Regions from separate parts of the Homo sapiens genome. Here region 2 is linked to region 1. The links are chromatin contacts, found by Hi-C or POLR2A ChIA-PET in ENCODE. All regions are on one chromosome and are shown on one strand. Each heading gives the region's core, a stretch centred on a gene start or an enhancer-like site at or near the end of the contact. The rest is flanking DNA. Distances are from core to core; before and after follow the strand shown.

What was found. A loop is a pair of places that touch in the nucleus more often than their neighbours do. ChIA-PET counts read pairs that join two places held with the same protein, here RNA polymerase II (POLR2A).
Region 2: a loop to region 1 is called in a map of HepG2, with 4 times the contacts of the local background. The contact joins two enhancer-like sites. A Hi-C loop is called at or near these places in 1 of 168 maps with a recorded cell type or tissue (HepG2). POLR2A ChIA-PET finds 5 or more read pairs at or near these places in 2 of 52 experiments (T-cell and activated naive CD4-positive, alpha-beta T cell).

Annotation. Positions count from the first base shown.
Region 1 is chr13:46,140,854-46,145,626 of GRCh38, reverse strand. LCP1 (lymphocyte cytosolic protein 1) reads left to right here. Exons shown (of 16, transcript NM_002298.5): 11 at 1,107-1,185; 12 at 2,223-2,337; 13 at 3,202-3,335. Among named protein-coding and RNA genes, the nearest start is that of CPB2, 38 kb to the right of the region's middle. Within about 2 kb of position 2,306, at least 3 of the 41 ENCODE cell types and tissues checked have a DNase peak (open chromatin) inside an H3K27ac peak, as active enhancers do.
Region 2 is chr13:46,677,330-46,682,102 of GRCh38, reverse strand. LRCH1 (leucine rich repeats and calponin homology domain containing 1) reads right to left here. Exons shown (of 20, transcript NM_001164211.2): 4 at 257-362. Among named protein-coding and RNA genes, the nearest start is that of ESD, 120 kb to the left of the region's middle. Within about 2 kb of position 2,427, at least 18 of the 41 ENCODE cell types and tissues checked have a DNase peak (open chromatin) inside an H3K27ac peak, as active enhancers do.

The DNA.
Region 1 (4,773 bases), core at 1,057-3,556:
GCCCTCTTTTAGAAATGCTCCATTTCCATTAATCATACCATTTTTTTTTCTTTAGTCACCAAACTAAAGAGCTTGGATCCTACTATATCTTCCTATCCTTCATCCCTACATCCACTAAATCAGCAAATACTAATAATTCTTCCTTTGGAACATTTTCTCAATTGTTATGTTTCTTTTATGCTATTCCAAGCTCATTACCTCATACACTAATTATTTTAATGGATCTTGGAGTCTCCATTTATCAAATGCTTGAATGTATCCCACATGCTAATGTCAAACACTCTGTCCTCTGCCGTGTTTAATTCAAATGCATATCGCCTTTCAGTGATTCTGCACACTGCTGCCAGTCACATCCCGGTACTGATTTTATTATATCTCTGCCTTGCTCAAGAATTTATTGTAGTAATTTTACAAAGCCATAATGACTGCCGTTGTCTGTCAACTAAAATCTGCTACCTGGTATCCAAAGATCCCCAATTCTGAATCCTTCTTCCAGATAGGCTTATCTCATTGGGCTGTACAACACACACCCCTGACCAAACCAGTTCCTGATGTTCTTAATAGAGACCTTGCCTGTTGCTCCCTTTGTATGCATATTTATACTACCTTCTACTCCCACCCCTTGCTATCTCCCCAAATCCTCTACTCTTTCCTTTTTCTGATCCAGATTTTGCTAGCTATCCAAGGACAAGTTCAAATTCCACCCCTTCCAAGTTCAGTCCATACTGTTCTTTTCCCTGTCTCAATTCAAATAACAAATATATCTACCTCATAAGTGAGTTCTGTAGCTTGTATGATCTCTGTTTGATGCCTAAAAGTCCTGTTTTTTCCAGCAAGAAGGTAAGCCTTTGAGAGCCAACTGAACAGCTACCCCACACAGGATTCCACACACTATTAATAGATACTATAGAAATACATGCGGAATTGAAATGGAAAAGAAAAATTAACACAGTATAAGAACCCTCGTCCAAATCCAATACAGTTTATTTTATTTCTTTCTTTCATTCTACTTTCAGTTTTTATTGCATCCTCTTTAGTTAAACTTTGGTCATAAAAAAGCTATGTTTTCTTCGGTCCCAAAAGATAACCCATCTTCATTCATCTAGGTGAGACGAGAGAAGAGCGGACATTTAGGAACTGGATGAACTCCCTGGGTGTTAACCCTCGAGTCAATCATTTGTACAGGTAGGAATATTTGGGAACTCATTCTAATGTAAGATAGAGACCTCAAAAGAGCCATAGGATTCCAAATACCACTATGATGTGCATTCTCTTCACAAAATGTGCATACCTTGCTGGAAGGGGAAAAAGTGCCAAGTTGAGCTTCAGATGTTGGATATTCAGTTGAAAAACTCACCTGCATACATCAGTCTCACTGTGTGCTCAATATATAAATCATACCTCAACAAAATGAAACATTTACTATATGTCATAAGTGATCTTACATATAACCCGCTCACAAGCAGGCAAAACAACAGATGTTAAGTTTGTGGTGAAGTGTCTCCTATGCCACTTGTTAAAGCAATTTTCTTCTTTTTTTTTTCAATATTTCTTTTTTTTTGAGATGGAGTCTCGCTCTGTCGCCCAGGCTGGAGTGCGGTGGCGCAATCTCGGCTCACTGCAAGCTCTGCCTCCCGGGTTCACGCCATTCTCCTGCCTCAGCCTCCCAAGTAGTTTGGACTTCAGGCACCTGCCACCATGCCTGGCTAATTTTTTGTATTTTTAGTAGAGACGGGGTTCCACCTTGTTGGCCAGGATGGTCTTGATCTCTTGACCTCATGATCCACCCGCCTTGGTCTCCCAAAGTGCTGGGATTACAGGCGTGAGCCACTGCGCCCGTTCTAAATATTTCTTTTACATTTATTTAGTTTTACAAATTGTAAACCTTTAGGTACAGGGGACATGTGCAGGTTTGTTATATAGGTTAATTGCATGTTGCAGGGGTTTGGTGTACAGATTATTTCGTCACCATAGTGCTCTTTCTTTTCCTGAGGCAGCATATGTTGGATGGAAGGGCATAGCTAGTCACACCTGGGAAGAGTGAGTCCCCCAATCTCTCTGAGTCATGGTTTCTTCACCTCTATAGATGGAGCTACGACTACCAAGTGTGCAGGGTTGTTGTGAATATTCTTTGAACTAATATGTAAGAAAGTGTCTGGCCCATTGTAGGCCCTGAATAAATGTTGGATATCTGAGAATCCTTTTGTGTTTGTTTTGTTCAGTGACTTATCAGATGCCCTGGTCATCTTCCAGCTCTATGAAAAGATCAAAGTTCCTGTTGACTGGAACAGAGTAAACAAACCGCCATACCCCAAACTGGGAGGCAATATGAAGAAGGTAAACAATGATGGTTCTGTTGTTCCAGGAGACAGGCAAAGTCATAGCCTGCAAGAGCACTCTAAATACTTTATAAGGCAGCCAAACGTAGACAAGTAATGTTTTTCCAGAAATTAAATTCTAGTACAGCAATCAGAAACCTGAACAGCTTTATTAAAGTGTGTCCATTATTTCAGTCAATTGCTTATTTATAATTCCATGTTGGATGTCTTCAAACATTATCATGCAAAAATTCTAATTAAGATAATTAGAGCAAGCAGAGAGCCACAGGGATTTTTCCCTCAGCAGGATCTTTATTCTAATTTCTAAAGAATTGGAGCTTGTACTGACAGCTTGACTTGTTCAAACAGTTTGTCGACTGTCAACACAGTGGGAACATTGTTTTGAAACAACAGGGTTGACACAGCCATTTCTCAGCATTTCTTATTGCCGTGACTGTTAATGATCCATGCGTAGCTACAGGAATATCTGTTCACATGTCCATTTGCTATGTGTGCAGAGGATGGAGACTCCAAATTTTCCATGTCAATCTCCATGAATTCACCTTTTTTAGAAATATTACATGTAGGTAATTAAGGATGGCTCTCCATTTCTGCAGTGTGATATAGCTGTGAACATATTCATAGTAATGAATTCATTTCAGTTTTCCACATTATGAATATTTTTTATGAAAGTGAGGGGTTCTAAGGACAGATGGAAAATTCTTTAATTTTGAATCCTAGAATTGCAGAACCAGTTGAGACTTGAGAGGTCATTCGGTCTTACCATATTTATTTCATTTTTTATCTTTATTTTTATTATTTATCTGGTATTTATCATAATCAAGATGATGACGTTAAATCGTTTTCCTTTCTGCTCATTCAGCTTGAGAATTGTAACTACGCGGTAGAATTGGGGAAGAATCAAGCGAAGTTCTCCCTGGTTGGCATCGGTGGACAAGATCTCAATGAAGGAAACCGCACTCTCACACTGGCCTTGATTTGGCAGCTAATGAGAAGGTAGTATAGCTTATGGAAGTGGCTTTTTCTTGAATACATTATTTACTTAGACAAATATTAGCAAATTTTTAGCAGTATGAGTTAATTCAGTAAAAGTATGTTTTAAGCTAAGCTTCATAACCAGAGAAACACTTTTTACCTTTCTGCTTTTTTTTTTTCAGTCCTATCAGTTTTTGTTTCAAGTATCGTGAAACTCTGTTATTAGGTTCATAAACAGTTTAGATTGTTGTTTCATTCTAATTTACTCATCCCTTTGTCCTTATAAAGTAGTCTTTTTTATGCCTACTAATATTCTTTTCTCTGAAATCTATTTTTTCTGACATTAATAGATAATAGCTACTATTGCTTCTATAGGCTTCCTATTGATTAGTGGTTAGCATGGCCTATCTTTTTACCATCCTTTTACTTCAATTGATCTGTGTAAATAACAATTACTTTTAAAGGGACTTTTTAAATAAAGGGGAAATTATGCTATATTTATCTACACATTTACTATTTCTAGTGCTCTTCCTACTATTTTATAGATCAAGATTTCCATTTGGTATCATTTTCTGTCTACCTAAAATATTTCTAATAGCACAAGTTTGCTGGTGATGAGTGATTTCAGCTTCTATATGTCTGAAAATGTCTATTTCATTTTCAAAATATTTTTTTCTCTGAGTGCAGAATTCTAAGTTGATAGTTTTTTCTTTCCGTACTTTAAAGATAGTTTCACTGTCTTCTGGCCCACATTGTTTCCAAGGGGAAATCTATTGTCATTCTTATTGTTGTTCCCTCATATGTAGTATTTCTTTTCTGGCTTATTTTAAGATTTCTCTTTATTACAGGTTTTAGGTAATTTTATTATGATGTACATTGTTGTTTCTTTTTTTTTTTTTTTTTTTTTGAGACAGAGTCTTGCTCTGTCGCCCAGACTGGAGTGCAGTAGTGTGATCTTGGCTCACTGCAATCTCCACCTCCTGGGTCCAAGTGATTCTCCTGCCTCAGCCTCCTGAGTAGCTGGGACTACAGGTCCACGCCACCATGCCCAGCTAATTTTTGTATTTTTAGTAGAGACGGGGTTTCACCGTGTTGGACAGGCTGGTCTCAAACTCCTGACCTAATGATCCGAGTGCCTCAGCCTCCCAAACTGCTGGGATTACAGGCATGAGCCACCATGCCCAGCTCCATTGTTGTTTCTTATGCTTGAGGTTTGTTGAACTTATAGAATCTATGGGTTTATACTTTCCATCAAATTTGGAAAACTTAACTTTCATCTCTTCAAACATATCTTCCATACCCACCAGCCCTGGTTCTGGGGGATTCCAAGTCCATGTATATTTGATCGTTCAAAGTTGTCCCTAAGCTCACCGATGCTTTAGTGATTTATTTTCTCTATGTTTCATTTTGTATAACTTGTATTGCTGTGTTTTCAAGTTCACTAATCTCTTTTATTTTG
Region 2 (4,773 bases), core at 1,178-3,677, 540 kb before region 1:
CCCACGTCCACCCCCGTGCCCCACAGCATTACCTAGGGGAATGATTTTGTTGCTGTAGCCCTTGACTAGAATCACAGCCTGAACATCACTTTTTTGTTATCTGTATGTGAAATTCAAATCCTAATTAAGTAGTAGGCACACACACACACACACACACACACACACAAAGATCGACCCTCTTCACAAAAGTAAACCCCCCAAAACATAAAATAATGCAAGTCTCCCATTTTCTTCATTTTCCCTCTTTCTTTTTTACCTTGTGGTAAAACTTTAAGGTAATTTCTTCTGACATTCAGTTCTCGTAGAGATTTCAACTGACCTATCTGCTGGGGCAACGCTGTGATCTCGTTGCAGCTGACATCCTGTATCAAAAGCAGAGAGAGAAATAATAAACATCTTTTTCCAGGAAATCAAGCATTTCATGTGAAATCTCCTTAAGGAATTTAAATATTTGGACAACTACACAGGTACACTTTTATATTCATCTCCAGGTCCCTAGCATTAAGACTCAGCACAGAGAAGAGAAAGCTGAACATTTTAAACTCCCTCACAGGAGAGAAAAATGGAGAAAGGGTGGACATTAGTAGCATTCGCCAGCTGCTTCACCAGCCTCTGGCCTGCCACTTTGACATGCTTCGATTTTACTGAATTCTCACCACAAACCCATTGGGCAATATTGCTAGCCTAATATTTACAAATCAAAAAGTGGGGCTCAGAAAAGTTTAGCCAGTCGCCCAAAGCATGCAAGTGCCAGAGTTAACACTAGAAATGAATTACCAGCTCACCGTTTAGCCACTATCCCATCGTGCCTCTAAACAAGACTACAATGCATCTTATTTTACCAAACTCTCACATTTTGCAGTGAAGAACTAGAATATTAATGCAATGTTTGGATGCACTATTTATTTAAAATGGAGTTCTTCACCACAGGCTAGAAATCTTACAGCTGACCACCTTGCCATACACTTCACAAGCAATTCTTGTCTTCTTTGCTTTAGGAAGCAAATACTCAATTAAGCCTTGATTGGAATCCCCTCTTGACACATGAGAAATGGAGGCCTTGACATTTATAATCTTCTATATCCTTAGGATCTCCCTGAATCCCACTCTTCCTCTTGGCTCTGGGAGCCGTGCTGGGCTCTTCACTCCCCCACACACCCCCAGCTACTCCTGCAGTGTAGACCAGTGCTCTCTCTTAGCTGGGTGCTATCATGATCTCCTGACTGGTTTCCATACATCAGTCTCCGCCTTGGATGCATCCTTCACAGAGCGGCCAGAGTGCAAATGCCATCATGCTGTTCACCAGCTTAAACACTTGCAGAGGCTCCTCAACAACTATAAAGTCCAAACTGGGCAGTAAGGCCAGTATCTATGATGAGGTCTGTCCATTTCTCCAGCACTTTTTCTCTGAATGTCCCTCCTCACAACCTACACTCCAGCCATGTTACTGCTTCTGGCAGTTTTCAGTATTTCATAATTCCCAAACTTGTTCATGCTCCTTCCCTGCCTGATATGCCAGTCCCCAATATTGTCCTCTTGTCCCACTGACTCATTTTTAAAGACTTAATTCAAGCCTCAACCTCTTTCGTGAAATCTTTCACGAGGCTTCCCCCACCTCTCCCACTCTGATCTAATGCCCAGGGAGACTGACCACTTCTTCTTGTGTGGTCCTTTAGATAGCATGTCACTGTAAGTCATTTGCTCATGGGTTTACATTCCCCTTTAAACCTATGAGCTCCTGGGTGGGAGGGACCATGTCTTATTCATTCCATCCTCCCACTGCCAGGTGGAGTGCCAAGTATAAAGTAAGGGATCAATAAATGTTGGATCAAACTTCTAAAATCCACTTACAGTGACACTCCATAATACTGTGGCTCCTTCTGTCTCCAGGACCCTAGGACCCAGGATGCTCCAACATACATACCAAATCCCATGCAGGTCCCACTTGGCATCACAGAACTAAAGATACAAATGATTCCAGTGAGATCAAGGCCTTAAATATCCCGCTTTACTTTTGAACCTGGAAAAGCTCTCCCCTTTCACCATAGAAGGCAGCAGAGCCTCGTTTCAGAAATCTGTTTCACTTTCATTCAAATAAGATGAACTCATCATCGACCAATCCAGTGAACACCCCCAGGCTCCACATTTAGACCAGGCTGTACACAACACAGTTGATCCCTGCCCTCTAACCTGGTCTCATCTAAAAGGCTTCAGGTGATCTATCAACCTGTCCTCACCAGGACAGTGCTCAATGGATACCACCCGATGAAGAGGAACAGTATCACTCTTGCTAAAAAGGAATGAAGTTGTCCTCTATAAAGGCTGAGTGTGCACAGTGCAGATACCTCCCCAAGCTTCTCTGTACAGCTGTCTGATGGGGGAGGTGGGGTGGCACGGGCTGAGAGCACCGGGTGTTCAGCAGCATCACCCCCAACTGCGGTTGCTCTATCCCTCCTGGCCCAGAAAAGTCACACACAAGTTTGAGAAAAACACTTCCAGTGTTTAAAACAAAAACAGAAACAAACTCCACAAGCACATCTGCAGAGACAAAAACGTCAAAGGAAGTAATTACAGAATTAGGAGGTCCAGAGATCGTGTTCAGTCACTCTCAGCCCCTCGCTGAGTCAGTAAATTGCCCTGCCTTTCCGAATGTATTTCCACATGGGAGAAGAGAACAGTGAAATGCCATCTTTTCCCAATTACGGGGGCCTTTGCTCAGTCACAAGAGCCAACAATCAAATGCTTTCAATGAAAGCTTTCTTTGCCTTAACTAAGTTACAAATAAGCAAAAGGTGCCATTCCATCCTATTTTAAAAGAGTCCTCACACAAATACCACACAGGTGAGTCCTAGAAATGCAGGAAATCAAATCCTTCTATGGAACTCATGACCAGATACAGTCACTTGGGTGATGTTGTTGGCAGGAGAAATGGGCGTGCTCGTGGGGAAGAATTAGAAGGAATTATTTGCCATCTCTAGAGAAAATGGACGTTATTGGCATCTAAAACAAGTTTTTTCAGTCTTGTGAGTGACAGCACGAGAAAGATCCTTATATAAATTATGGAAATCACAGATTTTCAATATGAAACTGACAATTTCCAGAAGCTTCAAAGACATAATTTTTTAAAAATCTTTCTCTGAATAAATAAGGAAGGAGGAGAGGAAAGCAAAAAGATAACAGATACATTTAGGTAGCACGTTATTCACAGCATGAGATGAAACTAAGCCTTATTCCATTTTTTAGTGTGAACTATACTCACCTTGCTCTTTGCTGGTCATGGTTGAGTTAGCTAGGAAATCAAAATATGCTGTTTCTCTAATCATAAGGTGATTTTTTTCCATCGTATGTTTCTAACATAATAGCCTTATTAAAAAATCAACTCCCCCTAGCGATATTTGAAAACTTATTTGGCAGTAGGGAAAATGGTCAATTTACTTTAAAAAACTTCCTGTAACGATAAATACAAGTTTTTTTCCTTCTGATTTAGAGGACAGGATATCTGTAGACAATTCAAAACACAAAGTCCAATTGTCCATTCACATTTTGGAGGGTATATGGTGAAGGTCAAATTATTTTAATAGTACTCTGCACTGTTGTCAATTACTTCCTGTCCTGACAAATAATGGGGGGAAAACGCCCAAGCAGATTTAGCACATAAGATAACATTTCACTACTGTGTAATCAATATTGTAGAAATAGTGCAAAACTCTATTCCCACAAGGCATTGAAACTTGCCACGTTTTAAAAAGGTTATAAATTCATCACAAAAATAAAACCCCATGGGTCACTATCTGAATTAGCTGGGGGTTAAGGAGAAAGAAACAGGAGATAATAGTCTAGGTGTTTGGGGATAAAATACTCCTGTTTTGAAAATGTAAAAGCAATATTTCTAGAATGGCCTTGTTCTCTAGAACACTTTTGTTCAAATTCAGCCTAAGATAAGGTATGAATTTTACAGACTGATTTAAAGAAGATACGATTTAGGAAAATGAATGTAAATAAAAACAACACTAATGCCTCAACTTCGGCAATTAGTAAGAATTTATCAGCTTATAAATTCCATATTCAGTTATTTATTAAAATAGTCAAATGAATCCCTTCTGAATTTTCTATTAGCCCTAAGCTATGTCTTAGAGAATGATTCCAAACTTCAGTGAAATCATAGCACCCTATAGTTAGTACTATAATACCACAAATACACAGGCAGATCAGAAAGAATCATGAGCATGTTATAAATATTTACTGAATTTATTCTTTTTGATAGAAACGAATCTAATTATAGTAATATAAATACTCAAGTTTAAGTTTTTTATAGACCAGTCAGTCCAACTTTGTCATTTAGATAAAAAACAAAATAGAGAATTTGAACTGTGACTTAACACATACTTACTTTCCACTGGTCATCATGTTTTTAGGTAACCAAAAGAAAAACTTTAGAAATAAGATTCTCTCCTCATCACAATAAAAAGAGTCTCTAGAAGTATTAAAACCATGTTGGAGTTTAATATATTTTTGTTACTAAGTGCTCGTTGCTAACTGACCTTCAGAATGCAAAAATAACAAGGATTTAAATTCGGAGAATAAATTCAGGGATTATTAAACTAGGTTATACTCACTTTCAGAAAGCAATATGGTAAAAGAGACTAGAAGTTTTTTTTGTTTTGTTTTGTTTTGAGACATTGTCTCGCTCTGTCGCCCAGATTGGAGTGCGATGGCGCGATCTTGGCTCACTGCAAACCTCTGCCGCCCAGGTTCAAGCGATTCTCCCGCCTC